2 separate regions of the Homo sapiens genome follow, and region 2 is linked to region 1. A link is an interaction called in ENCODE POLR2A ChIA-PET data of the cell type or tissue named here. Cell type or tissue: A673. All regions are shown on one strand. Links, peaks and the distances in the headings refer to the core of each region. The heading gives the core; the rest is flanking DNA.

Region 1 (7,678 bases), core at 1,315-5,314:
CTGCCTGCCTGGTTTTGTCCTCCTCCCGAGCATGGCTGGAAGTCCCAAGGCCACGTGGCCGGACAGTCCAGCACATCCCTCCTCAGGTCACTTGAGTACAGGACAGGCAGAGGCCTTCCAGATACAAGGAGCTCTCCCTGGGGTTGGGACAACCTACTCAAAATCTGCACCGAGCAGACTCTCCCTGTTGATTTTTAAATAATTAATAGCTGTTTACTACATTCCTATGCCCTTGAAACGAAAACTCCAAGTTAGTGAATATTGCACTATATTGACTGATGCTGGTTCTCATGTTTAGGGTCTGACACCACCCATGACTCTAAGGGGAACCTGGAGGTCCTCTTTGTGAATAGAGCTCCTGTGAGGTCCATCCTGGCGGGGGAGCCCACCACCCCTCTTTGTGTGGGGCCAGCAGAAGCTCGGGGCTTACTACTGTCCTAGTCCCAGGAACAGACTCATTTTTCTGAAATATTTTCTTTTCTTTTCTTTTTTTTTTTTTTGAGATGGAGTTTCACTCTCGTTGCCCAGGCTGGAATGCAATGGCGCGATCTCGGCTCACTGCAATCTCCACCTCGCAGGTTCAAGAGATTCTCCTGCCTCAGCCTATGGAGTAGCTGGGATTACAGGCATGTACCACCACACCTGGCTAATTTTGTATTTTTAGTAGAGATGGGGTTTTTCCACGTTGGTCAGGCTGGTCTTGAACTCTCAACCTCAGGTGATCTGCCTGCCTCGGCCTCCCAAAGTGCTGGGATTACAGGCGTGATTTTTTTTTTTTTTAGACGGAATCTCACTCTGGCGCCCATGGAGTGCAGTAGCGCAATCTTGGCTCACTGCAACCTCCGCCTCCCAGGATCAAGCGATTCTTCCATGTCAGCCTCTGGCGTAGCTGGGATTACAGGTGTGCCCCACCACACCTGGCTAATTTTTCTATTTTTGGTAGAGACGGGGATTCACCATGTTGGTCAGGCTGGTCTCAAATTCCTGACCTCAAGTGATCTGCCCGCCTCAATCTCCCAAAGTGCTGCGATTACAGGTATAAGCCACCTCGCCCGGCCCTGAAATGTTATTTCCATGGGCGCACACACGCACACAAAGCCACAAAAAGCAAAGCACAATTCATTAAGTCCTTAATACTCTTGCTTAAAAATGGAATTTGATTAGCTGGGCGCAGTGGTTCATACCTGTAATCCCAGCACTTTGGGAGGCTGAGGCAGGTGGATCATGAGGTCAGGAGACCGAGACCATCCTGGCTAACACGGTGAAACCCCGTCTCTACTAAAAATAGAAAAAATTAGCCGGGCATGGTGGCGGGCGCATGTAGTCCCAGCTACTCAGGAGGCTGAGGCAGGAGAATGGCGTGAACCTGGGAGGTGGAGCTTGCAGTGAGCGGAGATCGCCCACTACCACTCTAGCCTGGGTGACAGAGCGAGACTCCATCTCCAAAAAAAAAAAAAAAAAAAGGAATTTGATCAAGCAGTAAAGCTCAAGCAAAATTAAATTAAATTAAATTAAATGGAGTCATGCACATGCCTGTAGTCCCAGCTACTTGGGAGGCTGAGGTGGGAGAATGCTTGAACCCAGGAGTTCAAGTCAAGCCAGGCAACACAGTGAAACCCTGTCTCTAAAACATAAATAAATAAAATAAAAATGGGACTTTGAGCTAACAGTCCTCATACTGCTTCTCAACCAGCATGTGTAGACAGGATCACATAAGTCACAGCTTTTCTCTAGCACTGAAAATACCTCATCTTCTTGTTAAGGTAAAGAAATGATATAGTCCCTCGGAGGCAGTAAGGGATGTTGGAAACCCCACTGTGTTGGGAGGCACAGCAGGGGACATGGAATTTGCAGAGCCTCTCCAGACCGGAGCACCCCTGACCTCCATGTGACCCTGAGTATGTTATTATCCTCTCTGACCCTCGCACTCTCTGTGTGTGAGATGGGGGCAACAGTACACCCCGGCTCAGCCTCCTGCTATGAGTACTCCGTGAAAGAATTTAACAAAAACACTGAGAACAGTGCCTGGCACCTACTGAATGCTCATTCAAAATTTAAAAACAAAACACCAGGAGACCTGAGCTCCATTTCTGGCAGCCACAACCAGTGCACAAGTCATGCACGGGGACTGGGCACAGGTGACACGCTACCTTATGGTGAGGCTCACACAGCCCCCACGGACCAGGCACCCAAAAGCCTGTCCTTCCTGTCCCCACACCCCCACGCCACCCTGCCTCTGGAGACAGCCGGGGGAGGCCTCCTGGTGACTGGTTCAAATGGCCCAGGACTCCACTACCCTGGCTGGGGGCACCAGCTGTCACTCCTCATTCTTCAGAGAGGCACAGAAGCCACAGAAGCCAAGCTCCCTCTCTCCATGGATGTGAGAGGCTGTGTGCAGAAGAGAAGCCACCTGCGTCCCTCAGGGCCACTTCAACAATGGAGCAGCCCATCCTGAGGTCTTCGGTGAACTCCCTGTTTATTTAAGCCAGACTGAGTTGGGTTTTCCAACACTAGTGGCTAAAATATCCTAACTGATATACTCTACAAATGTAAAATTCTTTACCAGAGGCTTAAAAACTGAGAGATTTTGAAGAGTGATTGCCCCTCAGGTCTCTGACCACTCTTAGAAACTCCAACAAACCAAAATTGTTACTTTACTCAACAAAGCAGATCCAAAAATAAGGTTATAAGAAGATGTGTGGGCTGGGCATGGTGGCTCAAGCCTGTAATCCCAGCACTTTGGGAGGCCGAGGCGGGTGGATCACCTGAGGTCAGGAGTTCGAGACCAGCGTAGACAACGTGGTGAAACCCCGTCTCTACTAAAAAATACAAAAATTAGTTGGGCGTGGAGGTGGACACCTATAATCCCAGCTACTCAGGAGGCTAAGACAGGAGAATTGCTTGAACCCAGCAGGCAGAGGTTGCCGTGAGCCAAGATTGCGCCATGGCACTCCAGCCTGGGCAACAGAGTGAGACTCCACCTAAAAAAAAAAAAAAAATGTAATGATTGCCCCTTATGAGATACAAAGTAACAATCAATGCACAAAAATTGGTATATCCTAGAGGTTCTCAAACTTGATTGCTTCAGAGGTACCTAGAGAGCTCTCCTGTTTCAGAAACTAACAAATGACTTCGACTCCAGGGAGACTATACAGCAGTCTTGAGGGAAACGGGTCACCTCGCTTGGAGGATGATGGAAGGCTCCATTATCTTTCTGAAGTCCAAGGAAAGACAATCGGGTTCAGAAAGGGAAGTACAACCAGGCAGCGCCAGATGCATGCTTGAACCTAGGTCAAAAAAGGATGAAAATACAAGCCATGCTCTAAAAGACTCCTCTGTCCCAGAAAATTGTCTGTCCATTCACAAACAACAATAATCAGAATCCAGGAGGCTCAAAGTTGCCCCAAGGTGGGAGAAGGAAAGCCTGCCTCCAAATAGCTCCAGGTAGAGTATGACCCAAACTTTTGGCCTCAGCTTGTGAGTAACCAAATGTCTTGGCCTTGGGCCTGAATTCCTAATCTGCACTTGAAGCCAAGGACTAAGCTAAACTCAAACCTAGATTCCAGTTACAGCCACCGCGGCTTAACTACTTACACAATAACCAAGGAATGGAACAGCAAAGTGGCCACAGCGCTGGAAATGCCTTCCAGGGCAGAGGACGCTATTACCTGCAGCTAGGAAGCCATGCCAGTTCAGGTGTGAGGCCAAGACACTGCTCCTGTTTTTGCTTCCTGCTTCCAAATCTGTCTTGTGCCAGGAAAGAGGAAAGCTATCTAGTAGCTACCTGCTCATGGCAAGATCCAAAAGTAGGCTGGGTGCAGTGGCTCACGCCCGCAATCCCATCATCGCTTTGGGAAGCCAAGGCAGGTGGATCATTTGAGGTCAGGAGTTTGAGACCAGCCTGGCCAACATGGCGAAACTCTGTCTCTACTAAAAATACAAAAATTAGCTGAGCGTGGTCAGGCACATATAATCCCAGCTACTCAGGAAGCTGAGACAAGAGAATCGCTTGAACCCGGGAGGCAGAGATTGCAGTGAGCCAAGATTGTGCCACTGCACTCCAACCTGGGTGACAGAGCGAGACTCCTTCTCAGTTTAAAAAAAAAAAAAATCCAAAGGTAAATGTCCACCATAGAAAGAATGTGCTCACAGAGCCCCGCTCACATGCTCTAAGTCTCAAATGCCACATGTGCCATCTTCTAAAAAACTTAAAAAGAGTCATTAGTGGTTTAAATGATGACAGATTGAATTGATCTGTATTGGCAAATAAAAGTGGGATATGTGTGTTTATGTAAAGTTCAGGTGCAATAAAAATTAGCGGATAACTCTTTTTTGTAGAATGAGAAAATAGCAAGCCTTCTCCAAGGAACTTGAACTCACTGTAAAAGGGGAAGCTACAGACACTGTTGGAACTTTGCCATTCTTGTTATTCTATTTTCCATCACCAAATGTTCAAAGGATACCCAAACATTAAAAGACTTACAACATGCTCTTAGCAAATGACCATATCAATTCACCCACCTTAGAGCAGTCCTATAAATCACAACATATGGGATAAGTATGAGTTAGCGAAAAAGTTTCCATTGAAGTTAATATAAACTGCTCAATTAAATTTTGCTCAAGTCCGGCCAGGCGTGGTGGCTCACGCCTGTAATCCCAGCACCTTGGGAGGCCGAGCGGGGTGGATCACGAGGTCAGGAGATGGAGACCATCCTGGCCAACATGGTGAAACCCCGTCTCTACTAAAATAAAAAAATTAGCTGGGCATGGTGGTGTACTCCTATAATCCCAGCTACTCAGGAGGCTGAGGCAGGGGAATCACTTGAACCTGGGAGGTGGAGGTAGCAGTGAGCCGAGATCGCGCCACTGCACTCCAGCCTGGCGACAGAGCGAGACTCCATATCAAAAACAAACAAACAAACAAACAAAAAACAAAACTTTTTGCTTAAGTCCTAACTATTCCTCTATAAAGTGCTTTCTTTCCAATTTGATGGAGTTAAATGTTATCTGAGGTCAGGTGTGGTGGCTCATACCTGTAATCCCAGCATTTTGGGAGGCTGAGGCAGGTGGATCACTTCAGCCCAGGAGTTGGAGACCACCCTGGGCAAGACTCCCGGCTCTACATTAAAAAGAAAAAATCTGAAGTCCAAGTTCCTTGGAGAAGGCTTGCTATTTTCTCATTCTACAAAAAAGAGTTATCCTCTAATTTTTATTGCACCTGAACTTTACATAAACACACATCCCACTTTTATTTGCCAATACAGATCAATTCAATCTGTCATCATTTAAACCACTAATGGATGATGTATAAGTCAAACAAAAGGGACAAGCATGAAAGTAGACTGCTTCTCTAACACCTGAACATTTTCCTTTTAATATACAAGCATTCTTGCACACAGTTCATAAAACTGCTAGGCTGCTGATTCAGTGTTCTGTTTAACAGATGAGTTTTAACTACTTAAAAAAAAAACAAACTCTGCTTTCTACAACTATCTGATCTTCGACAAACCTGACAAAAACAAGCAATGGGGAAAGGATTTCCTATTTAATAAATTGTGCTGGGAAAACTGGCTAGCCATATGCAGTAAACAGAAACTGGACTCCTTCCTTACACCTTATGCAAAAATTAACTCAAGATGGATTAAAGACTTAAATGTAAAACCCAAAACCATAAAAAACCTAAAAGAAAACCTAGGCAATACTATTCAGGACATAGGCATGGGCAAAGTCTTCATGACTAAACACCAAAAGCAATGGCAACAAAAGCCAAAACTGACAAATGGGATCTAACCTAAGAGCTTCTCCACAGCAAAAGAAACTCTTCAGAGTGAACAGGCAACCTACAGAACGGGGTAAAATTTTTGCAATCTACCCTTCTGACAAAGGTCTAATATCCAGAATATAGAAGGAACTTAAACAAATTTACAAGAAAAAAACAACCCCATCAAAAAGTGGCCAAAGGAAATGAACAGACACTTCTCAAAAGAAGACATTTATGCAGCCAACAACATATATTAAAAAAAAAGCTCATCATCACTGGTCATTAGAGAAATGCAAATCAAAACCACAATGAGATACCATCTCACATCAGTTAGAATGGTAATTATTAAAAAGCAAGGAAACAACAGATGCTGGAGAGGCTGTGGAGGAATAGGAACGCTTTTACACTGTTGGTGGGAGTGTAAATTAGTTCAACCATTGTGGAAGACAGTGTGGCGATTCCTCAAGGATCTAGAACCAGAAATAACATTTGACCCGGTGATCCCATTACTGGGTATATACCCAAAGGACTATAAATCATTCTACTATAAAGACACATAAACGTGTATGTTTATTGCAGCACTATTTACAATAGCAAAGACTTGGAACCAACCCAAATGCCCATCACGGATAGACTGAATAAAGAAAATGTGGTACAGATACACCATGGAATACTACGTAGCCATAAAAAAGAATGAGTTCATGTCCTTTGCAGGGACATGCATAAAGTGGGAAGCCATCATTCTCAGCAAACTAACACAAGAACAGAAAACCAAACACCGCATGTTCTCACTCATAAGTGGGAGTTGACAATGAGAACACATGGACACAGGGAGGGGAACATCACACACCTCACACATCGGGACCTGTCGGGGCGGGTGGGGGGCAAGAGGAGGGAGAGCATTAGGACAAATACCTAATGTATGTGGGGCTTAAAATCTAGATGACGGGTTGATAGGTGCAGCAAACCATCATGGCACATGTATACCCATGTAACAAACCAGAACGTTCTGCACATGTATCCCAGAACTTAAAGTAAAATAAAATTAAAAAACAAAAACAAAACAAAACAAAAACTTGGCCGGGTGCAGTGGCTCACGCCTGTAATCCCAGAACTTTGGGAGGCCGAGGCAGCTGGATCACCTGAAGGTCAGAAGTTCGAGACCAGCCTGGCCAACATGGTGAAACCCCCATCTCCACTAAAAACACAAAAAATTAGCTGGGCGTGTAATCCCAGCTACTCGGGAGGCTGAGGCAGGAGAATCGCTTGAATCCGGGAGGCAGAGGTTGCAGTGAGCCGAGATGGCGCCATTGCACTCCAGCCTGGGCAACAAGAGTGAAACTTCGTTTCAAAAACAGCAACAACAACAAGAACAACAACAAGAAGAACAAAAACTCTGCTTTTAAAAGTATTTTAAGTCCAGTGTGAAAAACCTAGAAGTCACAGCAAAGGCCGCTAAGAAACTTACCATTACTCATGACCCCTCTTACTACTGACCTTGAAAATCACTTGCCCTTCTCCAAGGCCCCGCCAGCTTCATGGGTCTCTTCCTGAACCTCCTCCCTAGTTCCAGGGCTTGGCCTAAGTCTCACAGAGCAGAAAGAAACGTGGCCACCCTTCCTCACGTGAGTCCTGTGCAAACATACAGCCCCACACAGAGCTCCTAACAATGGGGCATCAGTACCCAGGCACGATCGATGATTATGAACCCAACGCGATCAGAGACTCCCACATGGTGTGTGTGACTGCGCGCACAGGCGGGAGGAAAGGGGCGAATCTGCAAAACGAGTACAACAGATAAAATTCGCAACAGACTTCTACACCCTTTCAATCAACCGTCCCAAGCGCCACGAACGCGGGTCCCGCTCCGTGGGGGGCCGCAGCCACACTGGCAGGAGGGAATCCTGGGCCTCGACC
Region 2 (7,678 bases), core at 2,158-6,157, 350 kb before region 1:
CCCAGCGGCAAGCCTGCACGAGCTGTGTGCTGCCAGAGTGTCAGAGGTCCTTCAAAACAGAGTGCACAGGACGGAGGAAGTGAAGCATGTGGACTTCTATGCTTTCTCCTACTATTACGACCTTGCAGCTGGTGTGGGCCTCATAGGTAAGGGGGCCCGGATGGGCTGAGCAGGAAGGTCGGGGCGGCAGGGGGCGGGGGTGGAGGGCGTGTGCTCCCCGAGGCAGAGGGCTGGTGGCAGGCAAGCAACCCTGTTGTCACATCCCTGCAGGAGGCCAGAAGCAGATTTGAGAAGGCGTCTCATCCTGAGTAGGAAAAGATCAGTTCTTTGAGCCCTTCAGTAAAACCTCGTGGCTGGTGACTTGCTGTTGATTCCAGTTCCTGCTGGAAGGCAGGTCCTGCCTTGCACTGGCCCACGTTGTCTCAGACTCAGCCACTCTGCCCTACCCTGCAGCCCTGGCTACAGGAGGCCTCCTGTGACCTGCAGGTGGCTGCCCTGTACCCATGGGAGGGATCAGCTCACTGAATGTGGAGTCTCTCTGACTCACCCTGCACAGCCCAGGAAGCCAGATTAGGGCGGAAAAAGGTATTCAGAGTTTGCTGAGGCTAGTGGTGGTCAGGCTGTGTGGGAACTCTGGAGGGGGTTGCAGAGTCACTATCATGGTGAGATCATCAGAATGTATGGCCTGTGGTACGGATAAGAACACTACTGTTTTAAATAAGCTGACACGGTGCCGGCTCTCTGGGCCCTGCAGCCTCCGGCGGGTCTCTGTGCTGACAAAGCTACCACTGACTGGGCCTGGGTGGAAGGTGGGTGGTCAAGGTGGAAGGCCACCAATAAACCACCCCTCAGTGTATTTTTCAAGAACTTTTTTTTTTTTTTTTTTACATTTAGGAAACTGATACCAGAATACTGTTGCTGAGCTCAGTTCTATGGCTTCAGGAAACATTTCAATTTCTCTACTTTTATTTTTCTTAACTTAAAATTTTACTCAATTTGGGGTCCTGGGTTCCTGGTGAGCTTTCTCGGGGGACACTGCAGGGTTGGGTTGTGGGGTGACCCTCTCAGCCCCCAAACCCACCCCACACCACATCACCCAGAAGCCGTCCTCAGAGCACGTGAGTGCCGCCTACAGCTGGAGGGCCTGCCTCAGAAGCCAGTCAGTGCCTTGGGGCTCTTGGGCTGGCGTTCCCCGTGCCAGCCTCACGTCTCAGTGGCATCGCCAACCTCACAGTGCTCCTGCAGACTGGGTGTTGTGTCTCCCACAGATGCGGAGAAGGGAGGCAGCCTGGTGGTGGGGGACTTCGAGATCGCAGCCAAGTACGGTGAGTGATGCTGCAGGGGCCATCTCAGCAGGGGCAGGCGCCCCGTGATGCTCGTGACGCAGGCGCTGGCCCTGACTCTCCTGGGTGTAGCCCCTCCTAAACAATGGCCACAGGCAGGGGCCTCGGCCCCAGCTGAGAAAGGACCACCGTCCTTGTCCCACCCTCATGGGGTCGTGAGGAACTGGGTCCCTCGATTCCACTTCCTCAGATGCCATTTTACTGCTACTAGGGTAACCCCAAGAGTGATTTCCCCTGGGATGTCCCAGTAAGTTCATGATTGTCACACAACCCTTAAGAAGCCAAGGCCCTACAGAATGGAGCCTGGGATGTGGGGTGGAGGGCTGTCCCCGGGGTCGCAGGTGACCAGCCCAGCAGACCCTGTGCCACACACTATGCCTCTCCACTGTCTCCTTCACGCCTGGCCCAGCAGCCAAGCCTTGGTGAACATGTCCTGCTCTTGGTTGCCCTTCCCAATGTGTGGGTCCAAAGAGCTCAAATTTGTACATCTTTCCAGAAAAAGTACTACCCTTCCCCTCCCCCAAAAGTGGCTTTTTTAAAGCTTTTGTGTCATTTTCCCATTTGTGCCCATGGACACTGGGTATCCACAACTACAGCAGGAAAAGGCTTTGAGCAGAATCCCAGGACAGCTCTTGGTGGATTTGTCCTTCCTCAAGAGCAGGAGTGGATTGTTCTGAGCTGGCTTTGGTGTTTTCTTTCCCCAGAAAGCTTAGGTTTTATGCAGCTTGACACCTGGGAGAGGTGTCCAGGGTCTTAGATGTAGAAATGTGGCTTGGGAGACATTGGCCCATGACCCTAACACCAGGCGTGCAAATCCCCTTGGAGCCCAGACCCAGTGGCAGCCGGGGTTGCCGCCCACCTGCCTGTGCTGTGCACTGGGTGCCTTCTGCGCTCAGCTGCGGCCTTGTCTGTGAATCCGGAGTGCGGAGCCAGCGGGTGCCTGTAGTGGGTGGAATTGGGGTCTGCACTTGCCCCTCCGCCCCCAGGTGGGAGTCACCTGGAGCGTGAAGGGACGTGTCTCATCCCCAGTGTGTCGGACCCTGGAGACACAGCCGCAGAGCAGCCCCTTCTCATGCATGGACCTCACCTACGTCAGCCTGCTACTCCAGGAGTTCGGCTTTCCCAGGAGCAAAGTGCTGAAGGTAAGGGTGCCCTCAGGTCACGCCCCAGCCCCTTTATGGAGTGAGGGGCCTAGAACCACTTCTCCAGTTGCTGGGGTCATGTCCCCCAGCCCATCCCTGGCTTCCAAGGAGCCACAGCCTCCTGATGCACAAGGCTTTCCTGTCTGTGTGATGGTCCCCTCTCCCTCTCTGTCTTTTCAAGCTCACTCGGAAAATTGACAATGTTGAGACCAGCTGGGCTCTGGGGGCCATTTTTCATTACATCGACTCCCTGAACAGACAGAAGAGTCCAGCCTCATAGTGGCCGAGCCATCCCTGTCCCCGTCAGCAGTGTCTGTGTGTCTGCATAAACCCTCCTGTCCTGGACGTGACTTCATCCTGAGGAGCCACAGCACAGGCCGTGCTGGCACTTTCTGCACACTGGCTCTGGGACTTGCAGAAGGCCTGGTGCTGCCCTGGCATCAGCCTCTTCCAGTCACATCTGGCCAGAGGGCTGTCTGGACCTGGGCCCTGCTCAATGCCACCTGTCTGCCTGGGCTCCAAGTGGGCAGGACCAGGACAGAACCACAGGCACACACTGAGGGGGCAGTGTGGCTCCCTGCCTGTCCCATCCCCATGCCCCGTCCGCGGGGCTGTGGCTGCTGCTGTGCATGTCCCTGCGATGGGAGTCTTGTCTCCCAGCCTGTCAGTTTCCTCCCCAGGGCAGAGCTCCCCTTCCTGCAAGAGTCTGGGAGGCGGTGCAGGCTGTCCTGGCTGCTCTGGGGAAGCCGAGGGACAGCCATAACACCCCCGGGACAGTAGGTCTGGGCGGCACCACTGGGAACTCTGGACTTGAGTGTGTTTGCCTCTTCCTTGGGTATGAATGTGTGAGTTCACCCAGAGGCCTGCTCTCCTCACACATTGTGTGGTTTGGGGTTAATGATGGAGGGAGACACCTCCTCATAGACGGCAGGTGCCCACCTTTCAGGGAGTCTCCCAGCATGGGCGGATGCCGGGCATGAGCTGCTGTAAACTATTTGTGGCTGTGCTGCTTGAGTGACGTCTCTGTCGTGTGGGTGCCAAGTGCTTGTGTAGAAACTGTGTTCTGAGCCCCCTTTTCTGGACACCAACTGTGTCCTGTGAATGTATCGCTACTGTGAGCTGTTCCCGCCTAGCCAGGGCCATGTCTTAGGTGCAGCTGTGCCACGGGTCAGCTGAGCCACAGTCCCAGAACCAAGCTCTCGGTGTCTCGGGCCACCATCCGCCCACCTCGGGCTGACCCCACCTCCTCCATGGACAGTGTGAGCCCCGGGCCGTGCATCCTGCTCAGTGTGGCGTCAGTGTCGGGGCTGAGCCCCTTGAGCTGCTTCAGTGAATGTACAGTGCCCGGCACGAGCTGAACCTCATGTGTTCCACTCCCAATAAAAGGTTGACAGGGGCTTCTCCTTCTCTGGGATTCCTCTCGTTGAGCGACAGTAGCATTTGCCCACCTGGCACCTGAGATCCCTGTTTACTAAACCTTAGAAAAGCTGCCAAAGGGGGTGGCGTATTTCCAGTCCTGTCGACATCCCTCTCGAGGACACAGCAGTGGAGGGCCCCTGGGGGCTGGGGCTGGTGAAGGGTCTGGCTGGTGGCCCCGGCCCTCCCAGCGTCTGTTGAGCACAGCTCCTCCTGTGCCAGGCCAGCAGCCCACAGCACGGCCAGGTGAGGCCTGGGCACATAACCTCGAGTGAGCTGCAAGTCCCCATGTCATTCTGTTCAGCAAGGATCTGGTTTTGGTCTGGAAGCGTCCCAAAGGTGTCGCATGCCAGGGAAACTGCAGACCAGCCCACATCCCGAGTGCTTGTGCCTGAAGCCCCCCCCAACCAACTGTCACAGGAGGACAGGATCTGGCCCTAGGGCCTCCCAGGGCTGCAGCGAATGCTGATGGAGCCACGTGGTGGAGGCCTGCACAGAGCAGGAAAGGACAAAAGACAAAAAGAGGAACAGTTTCCTCCCTCCCGCCTGGGCTGGGTCCCCACCAGCGCCTTTACTTCCATAATATCCACCAGCTTAAATATTTAAAGAACTCCGGAGGCTGAGAATCAGACGCATGAAGGTAAAGCCAAAATCAATTTGGTCCATTTAAAGAAGGTCGGTGACCTCATGCCTGAAAAAGGCAAACAACTGGAAGTTTTCCAAAAGTGCACCAAATAAGTCATGGAATATTTCTGGGCCCGGCAAAGTATGCAAGTCATTTCTCTCTGAGTGTCTTTTGTGATAATGAAGTAGGCTCTCATTTGTCAAAAATAGCTACACGTGCACATCGTAAAAGAAGCAAACTAGGGTTGCTTGAAAATTCTGTTCCCTCAGGATGTGTGCATTGACAAGCTCAGACAGGTCTCACACGCCCCACATGCCACCCCAGCCCGCGTACCCCACATCACTTAGCACCCATTGCTGCCCACTGAGCTGCCTCAGTCCTGCAGTCCCCGTGTTTGGATGGCAGGATCCCAGGGCAGTGAGTTTCAGGGCATAAGCAGACGTTGCCACGTTGCCTTCAATCCTACTGGACAAGCATCGGTGCTGGCCTCCCCCATGTCCTAACAGCTACAGCCAGTTTAATCTTTGCCATTCTGGCAGATTTAAAAAAATGATAACTGGTAGTTTTAATATGCATGGATCTAATTCATCGGGTATATCTAAGTTGTATTTCCGTGAAACATCTGTTCATATCCCTTGCCGATTTTCTATAAGATTGTCATCATTTTTTTGTTAATTGTAGATCTTTATTTATTAAGGAAATTATCCCATTATGATAGAACGTGTCCAAAAATTTATCTTTTTGTGACTTCTAGGTTTCATGTCATAATTAGGAAGGCTTCTCCACAGAGATAGTTTTAAAAGTTAACCAAAAGGTATTTTTATATTTTAGTTTCTTAACTTTTGTTAAGAAACTAAACGTGCCTGGCCTTGTTTTTTAATTAATTAATTACTTTATTTATTTATTTTTGAGATAGAATCTCCCTTTGTCACCCAGGCTGGAGTGCAGTGGTGCAATCTGGGCTCACTGCAGCCTCCACCTCCCAGGTTCAAGCAGTTGTCCTGCATCATCCTCCTGAGTAGCTGGGATTACAGGCACCCGCTACTGTGCCCGGCTGATTTTTGTATCTTTAGTAGAGATGGGGTTTTGCCATCTTGGCCAGGCTGGTTTTGAACTCCTGACCAGGTGATCTGCCCATCTGGGCCTCCCAAAGTGCTAGGATTACAGGTATGAGCCACCATGCCCTACCTTAACATTTTTAAATACGTTCAGGCACAACAAATCATTGTTGCAGGGTGAATTTTATTTTTAGAACCATTTCAGAGTCATCAGAAGGCAAATGTGGCCAGGCATGGTGGCTCACGCCTGTAATCCCAACACTTTGGAGACCGAGGCAAGTGGATCACTTGAGGTCAGGAGTACGAGACCACCCTGGCCAACATGGCGAAACCCCGTCTCTAATAAACATACCAAAAAAAGAAAGAAAAAAAAAGCCGGGCATAGTGGTAGGCTTCTATAATCCCAGCTACTAGGGAGGCTGAGGTACGAGAGTTGCTTGAACCCAGGAGGCAGAGGTTGCAGTGAGCCGAGATCGCGCCACTGCACTCCAGCCTGGGCAACAGTGAGACTCCATCTCATTAAAAAAAAAAAAGGTAAATGTGATATTCAGACTAGGGTAATACCATTTTTGGATAAAATCAAGGATGATGGCCGGGTGTGGTGGCTCATGCCTGTAATCCCAGCACTTTGGGAGGCTGAGGCGGGTGGATCACGAGGTCAGGAGTTCGAGACCAGCCCTACCAACATGGTGAAACCTCGTCTCTACTAAAAATACAAAAAATTAGCTGGGCCTGGTGGTGCATGCCTGTAGTCCCAGCTACTCCAGAGGCTGAGGCAGGAGAATCACTTGAACCCGGGAGGTGAAGGTTGCAGTGAGCAGAGATCGCACCACTGCACTCCAGCCTGGGTGACAGAGCAAGACTGAGACTCCATCTCAAAAAATCAAGGATGATGAGAGAAATGAGGCAGTTCCAGGAAGGAGCTCTCAGGAGTGTGCAGGTCGCAGCCATCAGTGGCAGAGTCCCCAGGCAAGGTCTTTGAGGAGCCACACTTGGCGTGCAGTCTCTGTTAGAGGTGTTTAATACGACCTGTGTGGAGGCCATGAGATGTGGGGCATGTTTGAAACAACTGGGGCTGTTCATCCTGCAACAAGGAGCTTTTGGCTGGACAGCAATATAACAGGTGTCTTCACTATTACTGAAGGATTGTCAGACGCTGGCTTTTGCCGGGTGGCTCCAGAGGCGGTGGAAGTTATGGGGACACCGCTGTCAGGTTTCTCACTCAAGCATTGCTCACTCGCGCGATGAACGATGTCCAGGGCTGAGGCGGGCTTGTCCTTGGCATGTGCCCCTTCACCTGCGGGCATCGGGGTGCTTGAGAAAGGAGCCTGCGTGATCAGGTTCTTCCAGTGTCTTCACACTCATCAGATTCTTGGATTCGGCTTGAAAATGATTTTGAAAATCATGGTCAGGTAAGCATACTTACCTCTTTCTTCCTTAATTGTAAATGAATAACGGTAGTCGTGTTTATGGAGTGCTTGCTGTGTGTCAGGCATGATGCGGACTGGACTGTGCGTTGTGTGGTCAGAGATTGAATCCTCAGCCTCAAAGTAGGTACCGTGCATCTCCGCCCTGCCGCCGAGAGAGAAGCAGGCCTGCAGGAGCTTGGGGACTTACCTGGACCCACTCAGATGCGGTTCTGCAGGCTTCCTACACCCAAACAGTGGGCTGCCTTACCTCCCAAAGTGGCAAGTGTTTCCAGAGGAATGTTTACTGATCACATCAGGCCGTGTGCTCATTATCAAAGGCAGGTCTCTCCACTGAAGAATCAGCCATCTCCATAACAGTGTGCTTGTAATGCTTACAAAAATAGTTACACAGTTGAGAGAAATAATAATTCCCTCTAGGCCTCACTGCTGCTTTATCATTTTGACAGCCTCTGATTATTTTCCTGTTATTGATTCAGTGGATAAAGGTTTCCGTTTAAGAGCTTAAGTGCAGCCTTGTGAATCTTAGTACCTGCCACATGATTTACATAGTTCAGAAGCAGACATCCCCCTATAAGGCCTCCTGTTTCAAGAAGCCTCTCTAGAGGTCAGAAGAGCCCACAGCCAAGTTTTATGGCACAGCACAGGGTGGTAGGATGGCTCTAAA

Evidence for each region. Peaks named below come from ENCODE experiments on the same cell type or tissue, not always from the same donor. Only the 100,000 strongest peaks of a DNase experiment are listed, where the experiment ranks them.
Region 2: POLR2A ChIA-PET joins it to region 1 with 5 read pairs; 1 of 35 experiments calls an interaction of 5 or more read pairs at or near these places.

Annotation. Positions count from the first base shown.
Region 1 is chr20:25,577,350-25,585,027 of GRCh38, forward strand. All of the region lies in intron 1 of NINL (ninein like), which reads right to left. Among named protein-coding and RNA genes, the nearest start is that of NINL, 4.3 kb to the right of the region's middle. RefSeq lists a silencer at 1,764-2,058. In A673, for the core only: no CTCF peak of the experiment used is centred there; no DNase peak of the experiment used is centred there; H3K27ac peaks cover 823 bases.
Region 2 is chr20:25,222,833-25,230,510 of GRCh38, forward strand. ENTPD6 (ectonucleoside triphosphate diphosphohydrolase 6) reads left to right here. Exons shown (of 15, transcript NM_001247.5): 12 at 6-146; 13 at 1,269-1,325; 14 at 2,373-2,485; 15 at 2,667-5,243. The coding sequence ends at 2,765. LOC105372579 (a long non-coding RNA gene) reads right to left here. Exons shown (of 3, transcript XR_001754564.3): 3 at 6,453-6,966. Among named protein-coding and RNA genes, the nearest start is that of PYGB, 21 kb to the right of the region's middle. RefSeq lists enhancers at 1-258, 259-1,020, 7,442-7,521 and a silencer at 1,071-1,252. In A673, for the core only: no CTCF peak of the experiment used is centred there; a DNase peak (open chromatin) is centred at 4,649.